2 separate regions of the Homo sapiens genome follow, and region 1 is linked to region 2. A link is a loop called in an ENCODE intact Hi-C map of the cell type or tissue named here. Cell type or tissue: endothelial cell of umbilical vein. All regions are shown on one strand.

Region 1 (8,000 bases), 210 kb after region 2:
GAGGACAAACACATGGCACCGGGAAGACTACACCAGAAGCGATTCCACCAGACTGGGGTTTGCTTTTCTATCCCGCCCTTAGCCTGCTTCCTGTCCTGGTCCCTGCCTCCCCCTCCACTGGAGCTGCCGTGTGGGCAGTGAGGGGCTGTTTCTCAGCTGCCCTATGGAGCTGCCCTCTCCCTGCCAAAGCATTGGCAAGGCGGCAAGGGGTGGGGGTGGGGATGGGGGGTGGGATCTGCCTTCTCAAGCTCTCATTATACTGAGCACGTCTCACCCATTATTTTATGTCATCTAGCAACACCCCATGTGGACACTGAGGAGCATGGGGGTCACATGACCACTGCCCAAGGCCACACCATCCGGATCTGCCTGAGATGGTCAGGGTTGGCAGCCATTTCTGAAGGCAGTCCTTTCGCTTTGGCTCTTCTTGTACCAGTCTCAGGACATCAGGGCAGAAGATCTACAGTCCCCAGCTTACTGATGTGACAGCAGAGGCTCAGAGAGGTTAAATGACTTGCCCAAGGTGACACGGCTAAGAAGTACAGTATCTCCTAACTGCAGACCAGGTGCTTCCGCTGCTTCTGGGGACAGATTCCTGCGTGGCTGGCTAGGTCTAAACGGTCCTTAACTCCATCCCCACCGGTTGCTGCATTAGTTTCATCAAATAACACAGTTGTACAGAGGTAGGGGTTCAGGGGCAGGGGCAGATGGAGGCTGGAGAGTGTGACTAAGGAAACAGCAGGGGAAGTGCGGTAAAGTCCGAAGGGAGGGACGGAAAGAGAAAGCCAAGCCCAGGGGCGTGCCAGACAAAAGGAAAGGCCACGCCGGGGCAGGGCAGGCTTCAGCGGGTGCTGGGGCGTCTTCATCCCGGGAAGCACACATTCCAGAGGACCCCGGAGTCTAATGGAAAAGCTGGCCAGCCTATCACTATGGAAACTGCCAAGGCCACACAGCGCTGCTGACACCCAGCCTGGGTGCCGGTGGCCAGCTCTGCAGGATCTTCAAGTCTGGGGTGCCACCAGCAAGCGACGGTCCTCCATGGTCTCTTCACCTTACGGCAGTGTCCAGAGGCACCGCCAGTCCTCTGCTCCTATGCTGGTCCTGCTGTCCCTGGCCAAAGGAGCCAGAGCATTCTCTCCAGGCCTCCCGAGGAGGCTGCTTCCTTTGTTTTGCAGATGGAGGCTCCCATCCTTTGTTCTGAATCAATGTGCTCCAAAGATAAGCCCCAAGAAAACAGTTGTTGCCTTTTGACACTGACAATTAGAATCGTTGGAAAATGGAGAAAACAGGAAATGACAAATGGTTTCAGTGACCAGGAGGAAACCGTGCCTGAAAGTTGCTGCTTAGTGACTGGGACACTCGCTTTCTGCTCTCTTATGAAGGACAGCCTAGGCCGTGTGGCCTTTTATAAACAAAGCTATGAAGGGGTCGTCAAATTTTCTAGGGCTGCAACTGTGGCACTACGTCCTGTTGTGCCAGGTGACACTGACAAGCAGCACTGAGTTCTATGCAAGCCCAGGTGTGCTTCTCTCATGGTGACCCCCAGAGAACTAAGGCCCAGCTCTTCCTCTGTCACACCCCTCCCAGCCCCCACTGTCAGACAAGGGACCACATTCACAGACAGTCTCAGCCAAGATGGCAACCTTGGAAGTCCTGGGGATGCCTTTCTAGAAGCTTTAGGCTGACGCCAGGGAGCTGTAAAGCCCCCACCTGTCCCTGGGGGTTGTGTGCTGGGCAGGAGAGAGGGGAAAGAGCCCAAACTCCACCACTGCCTGCTGGCACAACTGAGCCCACGCCAGGCACTGCACCAGCTTCACTCACCAGCTACCACATGCTAATGTCTCCTGTTTACCCAGGTGCAATCACCTGAGTGCTGCTTTCTCACCACTGCATGGGAAGAATGATCTCATTACCAATTCAACCACTTAAGCAGGCAAAAGGACTCCAACGGGGGAAAGGCAGAGGACAAACGATTCGGGGACTGAGACAGATGCCCACAAAATGTTCCTGGATTTTAGCCGGATTCGGGCTGAAGTTCCTTGCCCTATGAGCCCTTGGAGGAGAGCATCCTGACTCAGACAAGAATTCAAATGACAAGACTTCTGGGGGATGGCAGTGAATGGATCCAAAGCCTTGTTTTATAAAGAATGTGGAGGAAGGGAGGAAGGAAGGGAGGGAAGGGGAGACTGAGAGGGAGAGAGAATAAAGAAGAGGAAGAGAAGGAAGAGGAGGAGGAGGAAGGGGAGGGGAGAGGAAAAAGGGGAGGGTAGAGGAGGAGGGAGAAGGGGAAGGGAGGACAGAAGAGGGGAGGGAGCGGGGAGATTATCTACCCCTCCATGCTAGGGAACTCCTGTCTCCTTTTCCAGCAGACACTGCTCCATGAGTGCCCCCACAGAGAGCCAGCCTGCCACACAGCAGAAGGTGCTCAGCTATCTGTCCCAAAGGTTGAGCACTAGTGTATTCCACAAGGAAAAAAACCTTCTTTTGTACTGTTTGGAAGCCAGAATTAGAAACAACTCGTTCACCCTTCTGACTTTCCCTTTGCAATGACAGGAAGATAGTATACTGCATGGGACCACCACACATTCAAGATCTGAGTTGTGGGGACCCCCACCCCCACATGGGTGGAGCCCCCTGAGACCCGTGGGCTCTGACTGGCCATGGCCCATAGATAGTGACAACATACACACTGCTATCTGAAGCCTAGTTGGAGGACGGATGGATGCTTTTAGGAAAAAATTCCCTTTAGTCGTCCCTCAGAAACTACAACGGCTTCCTAAAATGAATGGCAGGCAAGTTTTGATTGTTTCCTAAGTTCCCCCTAACTCTCAGAGCCTGTGACTCAGCTTCTCCAGAATGCCTGCAGGGAGGCAGGACCACTGGGAGTAATGAGCACGAATTGGGCCACTTCTCCCAGTGGACTGTTAACGCCGAGATCTGGGGTGGAACCCACTGAACACCTGCCCTTTTGCGTTGCCCAGAATGCAGCCAGAGGGATACGGGCCACAGTAACTCTGGGGCCCCTGAACCTACCTTCCCAAGACCCTGACGGGAAGGTATTGCTTACATGACAGTCCAGTCAGTCCCTCTGTCACTCAGTTAACAAACATGGTCATGGGTCTACTATGGGCCAGGCTCTGTTCCGGGCATGGGGATAACACCGTGTGTCTCTACTCTTATGGACACAAGTAAATCAATCAAAGCAGATAATGTTCTAATGACCACCCAGTAGGGTGAAGGGATGGAGGGTGGGCAGGTGCTGGCAGAAACCTAAGGTCAAGTCATGGGACCCCAATGGGGAACTGGAAACTGCCACACCATTTTCTATGTTAGGGGTCTTTCCTTGCCCTTCTAGAGACCTCACCCATGGTAATGATGCTGCCCTCAGGTTTGAACTGGTCTGAAGCTGTCACTGGGGGCTTCACAAAATGAATGCCACTGAAAGCAAACGGCAGAGATCTGTATATGAAATTCTTTTTACCCTTTGTTTTCTGTCTTCCCACATGATCTATGACTGCTGCAAACTCTATTCTGACTCCTCCTCAGTCTTGGCCGGTCTGGGAAGAACTTGGTTTAGATGCTGGGAATGATCCCGGGCAAAGGAAACAAATATATTTCCAGCTTGCTTTTCTTCTTCCCCTGTGGTGCCTGCATCCTCTGTCTCGCACTGACTCACAGGCTGGACTGACAAAGTGGCTGTGTTGACAGGGAGGATTTAGTGGATGCCAGGCCTGACCCTCAAAGGCCCTCAGGTGGGGCCAATTTCCAAGGTTCTTAGAGAAGATTTGGGGCCACAAATCTGCTCTGCCACTTCACTGCTGGGTGAAAGCTGTTGGCTTGAGAAGAGAGAGAATAGGTGAGGGACAATAATTCTCAAGGCAAGCTAGCTGATATCCTTTCATCTGTGGCTTCCAAAGACAGGGAAAGGCAAGGCAGACCAGGGTGGAAACAGCGACATCCTGAGGGGACGACGTCCGTTTTGCTAATTCTGTTTCCCTGGCAGCTTTGTGCTGGACAAGATTTCTCTGGTTTCAGCTGAAGAGTGAACAGCTGAGGAGCTCTGTGACTCTGAGAGAGAGAGAAATCAATAGCCCTTGAAAGGAAAGCACTGCTTGTTCTTCCAGGCCAGGGCAGGCAGGATAAAGAGAACAAGGCTGTACATACCAAAGCCGAATTTCCATTAAAGGCCAGAATCCTGGGAGGCCCTTTCAGCTTAATGACCATCTTCTGATCACTATCACTTAGAAAATGTTCATGTCTCCAGTTTTCTCTGCAGATAGTGCAGACATCCTGTGCACATTGATATTTTATGCACCAGATGCAATTCTCTGCAAAGGTCCCCTCTGGCTGGTGTCCATCCGCTTGCTCTCATGACCACTGATGCGACTCTGGGGGCAAGTCAAGCCATTCCTTCTAGACTCTAGAATCTAGAGGATGATCCCAACTCACAGGCCTCTTGGACAAGCTTGCTTTGGATTCCTTCTGCCTGTACTACCCAGACTGCCAGTCCTCCAGCAGGGCAATCCAACTTCCTGCCTCTAGGGTGTGGGAGTCCTGGGCGGGGTTTGGAATCCACAGCAGATGGCTGGCAGGAGAGGCAGTTCCCGAGCACCCACTAGGTGCCAAGCAGGCAGGTATCAGGTGCAGGGCTTCGGAGGTGCAGAAGCACAGCCCCTGTCCCCCTCAGGTTCCCAGTCTGGCCTCAGGGACAGACAGGCAGGTAGGTATGGAAACGGGGTACTGGAAGGCATACAGCTGAGGGAGAGAGCAGCTGCACCCTGGTCAATCCCCCACTCATTTCCCTGGAGGTGGGGCTGAGGCACCTGGAGCACTCTGCTTGCTTGGGTTGTCCCTTTGCCAAAGAATGCCGGGCAGAAAGTAGAGAACAAGCAGGCCCAGGAAGCACTAGAAGTCCCTCATGGGTGGACAGAGCTTTACCTTCGGAGCTGTCACCTCCTGTGTTCCTCCCAACAACCCTGTGAGGCAGGCGGGCAGGCTGAGCAGGGGACTGTGCCCCGTTGACAGATGAGGAAAGCGAGGCTCAGGGGGAAGTGACTTACCTGTGGCGTCGCAGCTAGGCAGTAGTGGAGCGGGCACCTGCCTCCAGGCCTTCGGATCCCAGCTGCCCCAGGGCGCTGCCTCTGAGGTGCTGTACGAGGAGGTGACTCGGGCCAGCTCATGAGCAAAGGAGCTGCCGGGCAGGAAGGACTCACTCCCCAGGGCCTGGCAGGACGGGGGCTGTCGCCCGAGGCTGACCTGGGGGTGCCTGGCTTCCCCAAGCTTGCAGGCTTTGTCTACATGAGTCTACAACAACCGATTGAACAATCCATCAGCTGCTTGGCCACAAAATGGTTCTGACTGATCTTGTCACTGCCCTGAGTGTCTAGCTGGGTCATCTGGGTGTTGTGGTTATACCCACCAACTGCTTTGGTGGAACGAAACCAAACAGCTTTGTGATCTTAGCTTGTCTTGGGTCATAGACTTCTTTGAGAACCAGTTATAAGCTATGGTTTCTCTCCACAGAAAAAGCACTTATGGTGTCTCCCCCTTTCCAGCCCACCAACATTTTACATCTAATTTGGGGGGGTTTTCTGGACCACTTAATACCCATCCATGGATCTCATGTGAAGACTCCCCTGGCTTGAGAAATCACTGTCTTGTTGAAAATGGGAACAAAGCTAAGTCAGATAGCTGGTTCATCAGCAATGACTTTGACCAAGCCTGATCCCACCCTACCCCACCCCACCCCAGTGACCACCCCCCACAATGGAGCACACAACTCTAAACTGGTTTGTAGGTATGTGTGTGTGAACACGCTGAGGAATCTGCAAAACCAAATGGTGAGTGCAAAACCAAACAGTCACGAGTAAATCTCACAACAACCACGTCCTGAGCTGCAGCCCTTGTTGAACTATACCCCACTAGGGCCCCAAGATTTTAGGACTTGTGTGTGGGTGGGACCTCCCCTTTCTATCATGCTTTAGAAGACAGGGATTTCACCAGAATTGAACATATTGAACATATGACCCATTTTTTTCAGCCAAAGGCAATTAAAATAACTTCATACTTGATATCCATGTCAGCAAAAGCTGCAAAACGCAAATGGGTGGCTGCTAAGAGCCCTGGTACCCTGACGAGCACACCAAGTGCTTAGCAACAGTGGTGTCCAAAGGACCAGCTGGAAGCCTGCCTTGATGAGAAGTTGCTCTTCTTTCTACATGAAGGAACACCTCTACTCTCCTGCTTTTAATACCTGAGCTGTGAGTGATCATCTATGTCCATTAGCAAACATCCCAGTGGAGAAGGAAACACTCATACCCGAAATCTAAGCTACATAGTTGGAATCACTTCAACTTATTGCAATAAACACTTACTAAGCACCTATTGTGGGCAAGTCTTTGCAATGGATAATAGTTCAGTAGATATTTTGATGTAATATTTGAAATAACAATAAAAATTGCCACCACTGAATTTATTGAGCATTTGCTGTGCTTTAGGCACTAACCCAGGTTCTTTAAATATTTGGTCTTATTCGATCTGTATAAATAGCCATCTATGAGAAAGGGACTATTATTGCCCTTATTTTACAAATGAGGCCAATGAGGCCCAGAGAGGTTAACTAAGTTGCCCAAAATCATACAGCCCACTAGTGGCAGAGCAGGATGCAAACCCAGGCTTGCCTCGTTCCCAAGCCCACATGTCGTTTGCATTGGTGTGGAGGTGTGCATGTGTTTAGTCATTAGCATGTTATATGATAAGCAAGTTTTGAAACATAGAAACTTAAAATGTGCCATTAAGAAAAGTACAGGCAAGGTTTTCCAAGGGGAGGTGTGGACCTCCGGACAAATTTTTAAGAACAAATTATAAATACTTAAAAATGGGAATAAGAAGACAACCTAACTACCTGAACAGTTTTAGAGATGACTCATGCCCACCCTCTAAAACCCAAACAAAAACAACAAAGTCAAGAAAACCCATGAAATCTTAGCAAGCGATTTCTATGTACTTGTGAAAAGGATTTCTTTACCATTCTAATGGGATTTATGCCAACCATAGAGGGCTCAGTGCCCCTCCCATGGGGTGGTTAGTGAGTACAGAGCTGAGCTCACCGGCCATCTGCAGCTTCATGTTATCAAGCTCCAGTTTGTCCTTGGAGCAAGGTTATCTGGGACATGAGCAGAGGCATTGCTTTCTACAATGGACAGTTCTTTCTGCCTGCATACCTAGCTCCTTGATAACTTTAAATACCATTTTATAGCCACACTGGAGTTTTGAAGACCTCAATATGCAAATATTACTCAGGTTCTGATTACTTGTCTGCTCCATGATAACACACTCTAAAAGCAATGAATGGGGCTTATTTGTAGAGAACTGAAGCATTTTAAGCTTTTGCTCAGGAATCCCTGGTAGCTTCCTGTGACTTGCAAGATATTAGTGATGGGTCAAGAAACAGGACCCCCCATCAGCATAACATACGCAGTGCCTCAGTAGTCCATCAGGCAGAAAAAACTGCAGATGGCACATGGAAATGACCAGCGGCGGAAGATACCCCGACAGTGTGGGCAGTTCTATTTCAGCAGCAATCAAGAGGGGGCCTGGAGCCACTCAATCAAGTGGAGCAGGATGGGAGCAAGCACTGTGCAGACCAATGCAATCCCCAGTTAACACAAAAAATAAATAAAAGAGATGAGATTCAGTCTCTTGACTGTGACTGACTGGGAGCTTTATAGCTGATGCTTGTGTCTTTTCTCCATTTTATTTAATTAGGAAAAGAAACTGCTTATCACACACTCTAAGTGTGAGGTACAACCTCCACAGGAAAGGTTGTTAGGAACATTTCAACTTCTAGAAGTTTCTAAACATAAGGTAAATCCATCTTTGTCCTTGGGATCACTGCACATCTCAGAAAGGCAAATAAATCAGTAATTGGTGGGCATAATTACTAGCTCATGGACTGACAAGGTCTACACTATTTCGAATCTCACAGAAGTAAGCCATGG
Region 2 (8,000 bases):
TAAATGACCACAGTTTCCACCTCAAAAGCTACAAAAAGAGTGAATTAAACCCAAAGTAAGCAGAAGAAAGGAAATAATAAAGATCAGAGTGGAAATCAATGAAACAGAAAACAAAGAAAATAATAAAACCAAAAGCTGACTCTTGGAGAAGATCAATAAAATCAATAAACCTCTAGCCAGATGAGAAAAACAAAAAAGAGAAGACATGCACATTAATAATATCAGAAATGAGAAAGATGTCACTGCAAATTCTACAGATATTAAAGAGTAAGGAAATATGACAAATGACTTTATGACAATCATTTGACAACTTGGATTAAATGGACAAAATCCTGGAAAGACATAAACTACCAAAGCTTACCCAAAAGAAAACCACAGTCTAAACAGTCATATAACTACTAAATAAATTAAATTTGTAGTTAAAAACCTTCGCACAAAAGAAACGCAAAGTCCAAGCAGCTTCACTGGTAAACTCTACCAGATATTTAAGTAAGAAATAAGCTATCCCGGAAAACTAAGGAAGAGAATAATTCTCAATTCATTCTATGAAGCCAGCTTTACTCTGATACCAAAACCTGACAAAGCAATTACAAGAAAATTACAGACCAATATCTTTCATAAATGAATATTGACGTAAAACTTCTAAACAAACTTTTAATAAACCAAATCCAAAAATTTATAAAATGGATACTACATAATAAGCAAGCTGAGTTTATCCTGGGAATGCAAGGTTGATTTAACAATCAAAAATTAATTGACGTAACCCAGGATACTATAGGTTAAAGAAGAAAAATCATGGTTACATCAATCAATGCAGAAAGAGCATTTGAGAAAATCTAACATCAATTCCTGATGAAAACTCACAGCAAACTAGGAATAGAAAGGAACTCCCTCAACATGATAAAGGGCACCTATAGTAAAAACCTGCAGCTAACATTATATTTCATGGTGAAAGACTGAAAGCTTTCCCAAGATCAGAAAGAAGACAAGAATGTCCACTCTCACTTCTTCTCTTTAACATTATACTGGAGGTTCAATCAAGAGTAATAGGGTAAGAAAAAGAAATAAAAGGCATTCAAATTGGAAGGGAAAAACTGGAATGCTCATATACGGCTACTAGAAATGTATACTGGTACGACCACTTAGAAAACACATTAGCAGTTTTTTAAAGAAACTGTATAGCTATCATATGATCTAGCCACTTATCTATTAGGTATTTACTCAGGAGAAAAGAAAAGGTATGCTCATACAGACTTGTACATTAGTGTTCACAGCAGCTTTATTTGTAACAGCCGAACAGTAGAAACAACCCAAATATCCACCAACAGATGAATGGATAAGCAAACTGTCATGTAGCCATATAATGGAATTCTATCCAGCAATAAAAAAGAATGACTGTTAACTCATGCCACAATATGGATATCAAAATAATTATTTGATTTGAAGAAGCTAGACAAAAAAAGAACATACTCTATGATTATATTTCCATAAAACATAAGCTAGCCTATAGTGCTTGGGGATGGCGGAGAAGGCAGAGGAAGTAGGGATTATAAAGGGGAATAAGGAAACGAAAACTGGGAGGTGATGGATATGTTTGTTACCTTGACTGTGAATGATGGTTTCTCAGGTGTACACCGTGTCAAAACTCTTCACATTCTGACAATGACAAACTGAAGTAATACTTTAGACGGAGTATTTTACTTCACAATGACCTATTTAAATAGTTTGCCTCCAGGAATATATTTTATTAAAAAGTAGAGGGTCAATTTACTTACCCTTTGCAAGCCACCAGAGGAGCATAAAGCATATTTACATCACTTAAGGATTTGCAGATGTCCTTAAGATCTAACTCTAAGATATTTCCAATAATTCGTATTGGAGTGGGGCCAGGCAGGAGTTTCTCTCTCTCTGAGCTCTGTTTCCAGAGTGAAAGGAAAAGAAAATGGGAGAGAAAGAGCACCAGGACCGCAGCTAAATCCACTGAAGCCTTCTCTTCTTACTACAACAACTGTGAGCTTGCAATCCAAGCTTTTATAACGCTCCCTGCTCATTCAAAATATGTATCTGATGTGCAAAGTTGTCAATCACCTACATGAGCTCTAATCTTTTCTGAGCTCACTTTGACTCACTGACAAATTATAAAACTAAAGTGAAAAACAACCTCTTCACATTTTACATTTTACGCCTGTGTTGTTTACTGTCTGAAGAAGAAGCAGGGGCATGACATAATTACCTCTGCATTTTAAACAGATCATTAAGAAAACAGTATGAGGGCAGAGCTAGAAGAACGCCCAGAGAAGGAACAAAGAGTCCAGAGGACTGCCAGGATAGAATGAAGTCCTAGAACCCAAGGAAATAAAGAATTTCAAAACCAAGGACAAGATAAGCATGGTCCACAGACACAGACTAGGATATTCAGCAGCAATAATTGATTGGAGGATCTGGTGGGAGAGCCCCGCTACTCAAATATTCTTGGCACAAGATGACTATACTCTGAGACTGAGTGCGCCTCTTTGGGAGAAAGCCATGATGGAAGAAGGAAACAGTCTAGAAAACCAGACTGTCCAACCCAACCAAGTGATGAGATGAACGGATCGCATCCAGCTGCCCCTCCCATCCACCCATGGCACAATCAACTACTCCCTGAAAGGCCTGGCAGTACACCATGGAGGGATATGGGAGGCCTCATGCCATCACCTTTAAAAGCCAGGATGGCAACACAAGCCCTTGCCATGCACCAAAATTGTACTTTTTGGGATCTGATAAACCACTAAAATTTCTTTGCTGAGTTCTCAAAACTGTTATTAAAACATGATATAGGTCTCCTATATTTTCCTTATACTGAAGGATTCCAACAAAGCAGTGAACTGACATTACACTGAGTGTCTAATCAGCTTTCAGTTCACCAGGAAAAGTCAGGCCCCTCTTCTGTTGGGAACGCCATCAAATACTCAATTGGAACTTAACGGGATCCTCTGCAGTCTTCTATCTCTTAGGTCATGATGACACTAATGAGGATGAATAGATCTAGTCCATTTGTCCCCTAATTAAGTTGGTCTGGCGGATCTCCAGCACATACATCACCTCCACTTGCAAATTAAGTGCCATTTCATTTTATGGATCTCAAAAAGCGAAGTGTACACACTAAACTTACCAATGGCTTTAATTGATTCTCCTGGGAAAAGTGGAGCCTCTTCCATCTGTGCCAGCTTATTTCCATCCCTTAGAGCCTGGCAAAAAAAAAAAAAAAAAAAAAAAAAAAAAAAAAAAGGACACCAAACGGGAGTAAATCTCACTTTCCGTATACCTGTGAAGAATTTCGGTGTTCTGTGATGTCACTATAAGGCTACAGAAGCGTGCAAAATAAGCACCCAACCCCTTCAAAGACAACTTAAAAGCTTAGCATCACAAGACACCATGCTGCATATTCTAGCAAATTGTTACAACATATTTAAATTTCACAGTTAGGAAGCATTAATACAGAAATGGCTTGACATGACAGAAAGATACTGTAATCACTACACAGATAGCTATTAAAAGGTGTCTCTAGAATTTGCAAATAAGGCCAGAAAAAGGTTACCTTCTGAGCATGAAACTAATACAAATGAAACCAACATGAGCTATAGGTGCTTAGCTAACTGGAGAAATGACCCAGCCTAAGAGAAAGTTTGGGAAGGCCAGAAGTCTAATGAAAATAACCGGAGAACAGTCTCGGTACAGTACACAACTAAGGAAAGGCCTAGGCTTTGCTACTGCAGCCCAGCTATGTGTGTGTGTGTGTGTCTGTGTGTGCTCGTGCACACGGACATGCATGCACAAAGCGTATGACCAGGGACATGAAGAGTGAAGTTGTCAGTGTTCACCCAATCCAGGCCATGAGAGAGTGTGCTCTCATCTGGCAGGCAACAGTATTCCAATCCCTGCTGCGGAGCAGGGTGTTTTCGTCAGGCATGTCTCAAGACAATTTACTTTGCAGTAATTTCATACTCACCAAGCAAATTGCTAATGATTTACTAGGTTTCCTGGCTACAATGATGCTAGGAAAAGGATACCTTAGATGGCCAGAAAAATACACGCCCACGTTTTTAAATTAGCAGATTGGCACTGCAGCCCAGTAGCCACTCCCTTGTGAGCTTGGTTGGATAGTGCCAGATAATTGAGGGGAGGTGAGAAAATGGTGTTCTTGAACTACAAAGCTAGGGACCAAAGCCTGAACTCGGGGTCTATTCCAAGGTACCGCCACCCTGTGAGACGCTGCCAAGGAAACCAGTCACTTTCTCCTTGGCATCTCTGACATAATGTGTCATGAATAAGAATAAGGTGATCAGAACCCCCAGCAATTCCAAAGCTGTATTTCATAGAGCATTACTTTCCCAAGAGATGTGAATAGGTCTTAAAAAATAAATAAATAAATAAAAGTTTGGGAAATGCTGGGTTAAGCAAAACAAGTTCAGCTGCTTTTTTTCTTCTCCTTTTTTTTTTTTTTTTTTTTTTTTTGAGATGGAGTCTCGCTCTGTCGCCAGGCTAGAGTGCAGTGGCACAATCTCAGCTCTCTGCAACCTCTGCCTCCCGGGTTCAAGCAATTCTCCTGCCTCAGCCTCCCGAGTAGCTGGGACTACAGGCGCACACCACCACGCCCGGCTAATTTTTGTACTTTTAGTAGAGACAGGGGTTTCACATTGTTGGCCAGGATGGTCTCCATCTCTTGACCTGGTGATCCGCCCACCTCAGCCTCCCAAAGTGCTGGGATTACAGGCGTGAGCCACCGCGCCCGGCCTCATTTGCTTTTTTTAGTGAGACATCTTTAGTGTGTCAATGCACACCGAATCCGCAAGAGGGCGCCACAGTATAATGCATTCCTCATACCTATTTGATCGGGACTGCTTTTTCCACCTGTTAACATCGGAGGCCACTAGTGTTCAGTGGAAAATAGGTCGAATAATACTACGCTTTCAGCATAATTTTGTAAAGCAAAATATTTTTAAATGGATGTCTTTTATAATTCTAAATTATTGAAAATTCAAAATAGTAATTATTTTCATAGTTACAAGAATATTTCACTATGTTTTATTAAAGGACCTAAAGGTCAATTTAGAAATACTACACATAGTAGTTTCATCACATTTTATACAGGGAAGAAAGCCAAACTATAAATAACAAATTCAATGTTAAATGTTGGTCAGGGCTATGTTAGTTCTACTGGGAGACCACAAAATGACATGGTCCATCCTCCTCCTTATCCAAAGATGCATGGTTAAAATAATATAGATTAGGAATCATCGTTACCTCCAAACAGTTAATTCAATTCAAATTTTTAGCCCAGACTGGTTTTTAAAGACATTTTCTGCCAAAATTTTTTGGAAGTAAACACATTAAGGGTAGGTGTGGAGAACGATTAATGGATTCATTTTTATACTCACATCTGTTTTGGAAATATATTTTATGCAATAAAGCATAAACTAACAGGTATACTTATAAATGTCTGGTTTTAGAAACACTAAAAGATCTCCAATCTTAGAAGCCTTAATTTGAAACTCTGCTTTATTGCCTGAACTAGTGACTAACTGTATAGCATCTCATGAAGTGAGAAAGCTATTTTAATCAATATCAGAGTTTTAAATTACTTCAAATGTTACGTTGTTAAAGCCTATTTTAATGGCTAAATATTATCATGTATTATACAGACTTAAGTTTCTTATATGTTAAAAATAAGTGAAAATAGATTATTTTGAAATATAATTACTAAAGCAAGCTGCTTTAATCAACTGAATCTGGAGGAGCTTAGGAAAGGTATGACTCTCTCTATTTAGAGCAAGCCACATCAAACATTTTAAAGTCCTCAATCCAGGACTAGCTAATAAAATGTTGCATATAGGAGACAGAGGTGATTAGGACCATTTTAAGAATACACAATGCTCTCAAGATAGAAGTTGAAAATCAAGCATTTCTCTTCTCTTCCCATAGTCATGTCAAGTTTGGCTTGAAACTTCTGTGCATTTATATGTCAGTGAGACATAGTAAGGCAAACCTCTAATTGATAAATCTGGGACATGCCTTTTAAATGGCAAAAAAGAACAACTACTGGAATAAAACAAAGAAGTGACCCAATTGCTTCAGATTTCCCCGTAGGAGATTCCTTTTGTAAAAGAAACACATTTAGCTTTAGCATAGAAACTCAAGAGAAGAGTTTTAAAAGCTTGGAGGTTTTTTTGTTTGCTTTGGTGAGTATAGTAGATTCCCTTTATGAAGCTGCTGTTAGGAGAAGGGACTCACACTTGTGCTACATTAAGCTTTTACTGCAACTACAAGGTTGCACAGGACATGATTTGACCCTTGATTTATCCAACCCATGTTCAGCACAATCAAAGGATGGAATATTCTTATGAACTAAATTTGATTTCATAAACACACCCATTCCTCTTGGTGCCATGGCTCAAAGTGTTGCCCAGCTGGGGAATTCCCTCTGATGACCTCATCCCAACTTTGTTCCAGTGACCCTGAAGGTCTAGCCGAAGTCTGCCAGCTCCCTGAATTTGTTCCTGAGGGCTCCAGCCCACCCAACAACCCTGGCCTCTCCGCTACTTTTCTCCTCAGCCTGAATCCAAGCCGCCAGGTGGATAGTTTATATAATGGTTGCATGCCAAAAGCAGTGGCTTTCAAACTGGGCTCTTCAAGTTGCTTCCAGGGTCACCAAAGGAGAGTGGGGCTGGATGATGGTGGACAATGGTGCAGCTGAGCACCTGGGGCATGCCACACATCCCTGGAGCTGCTCTTCTCTTTGTTTCACATAAGCATTGGGGAAAGTACTGCAGCTTTAAAAGACTCCAGAGAGGGTCTAGAGGTACTGAGCAGAGTAAGCACTCAAGAATACTCTATGAATAATTTTGTATTCTGATTAATATATGTACCAATTCCACAAATATCTACATGGTACCAGGTACTGTGTTGGGCATAGATCATGCATATTTGAAGAAAGCAAAGTGTGCACCCTCAAGGAGCACCCTTAGCATATGTATCTGTCCCCTCTATGTCTATGTAAAGGCACTGCAGAATCCTACCGTGATGGAGGGTCATTAACCCCATCAATAACCCTATCTGGGCAAACCAAGAAACACAGACAAACAAATTTCTAGTTGACAAAATGTTGGATAAACCAATTTTTGCAAATAATGTCATATGGAATCTACCAAATTTGGACAGGAGGGCACTACTATTGTGGTAGAGGCATCTGGAAAGCTTTGCTTATTATCTAGAAGTCTAGAATGAAATGGCTTCTAAATACACGATCTGTAGCTACAAACAGATGAACACGTAGAACTTGCCACCTGATCAGCTTCAGCTTCAGAAGGGTAGCCATTGTGTTCTTCCTGAATCTCCTGCACAGCACCAGGTGCATGGACAAGAAAAGGCAAAGAGGAGAAAGAGAAACACGTGCAAACAGACAGGTGAAAGGACAGAATTTCTTTTTTAAGGAGACAGTAAGCATGTAAAAGTCGACACACCTTTCATGACTTTGCAAATCACAACATTTTCCCCCTTGGAGTTAAGGAAATAACATGTAGGCCATCTATAGCATCCACAGCCTAAAATGGAGTATCTATTCTGTGTTTGTGTTGGGGTAGAAAAATGAAAAGCAAACAAACATCATGGATTTCAAAGAATGTACTGTCTTTTCAAAACCAAGCAATAGACAGCATATAGCAAAGAAACAAAATAACAGGCACATAATGTGCTCACAGAAAATAAAGCATACCACAGAAAACTGGTAAAGGGCAAAGTCAAGCCAAAATACAAAGGCAGTTTATAGACATGTATTTTAAACACAGTAAGTATTCATATTACATTGCTCAGGGATCAATTCCACTGCACACATGCATATATCACATGCTGGAGATTATATATATATGTGTATGTGTGTGTGTGTGTGTGTGTGTGTGTATACACACATATATATACATGTCTGTTTCTTATTGCTTATTGCTAATTAAATTCTGTGATTT

The links. A loop is a pair of places that touch in the nucleus more often than their neighbours do. Peaks named below come from ENCODE experiments on the same cell type or tissue, not always from the same donor. Only the 100,000 strongest peaks of a DNase experiment are listed, where the experiment ranks them.
Region 1: it touches region 2 in a loop (5-fold over the local background); 2 of 110 quality-filtered maps call a loop at or near these places.

The regions. Positions count from the first base shown.
Region 1 is chrX:150,500,578-150,508,577 of GRCh38, reverse strand. It overlaps MAMLD1 (mastermind like domain containing 1), which reads right to left. Exons shown (of 8, transcript NM_005491.5): 6 at 5,061-5,304. Among named protein-coding and RNA genes, the nearest start is that of MTM1, 64 kb to the left of the region's middle. In endothelial cell of umbilical vein, no CTCF peak of the experiment used is centred here; DNase peaks (open chromatin) are centred at 1,217 and 3,627; H3K27ac peaks cover 4,447 bases.
Region 2 is chrX:150,713,855-150,721,854 of GRCh38, reverse strand. MTMR1 (myotubularin related protein 1) reads right to left here. Exons shown (of 16, transcript NM_001306144.3): 4 at 3,155-3,230. It also overlaps the pseudogene CYP2C64P. Among named protein-coding and RNA genes, the nearest start is that of MTMR1, 24 kb to the right of the region's middle. In endothelial cell of umbilical vein, no CTCF peak of the experiment used is centred here; a DNase peak (open chromatin) is centred at 4,874; H3K27ac peaks cover 447 bases.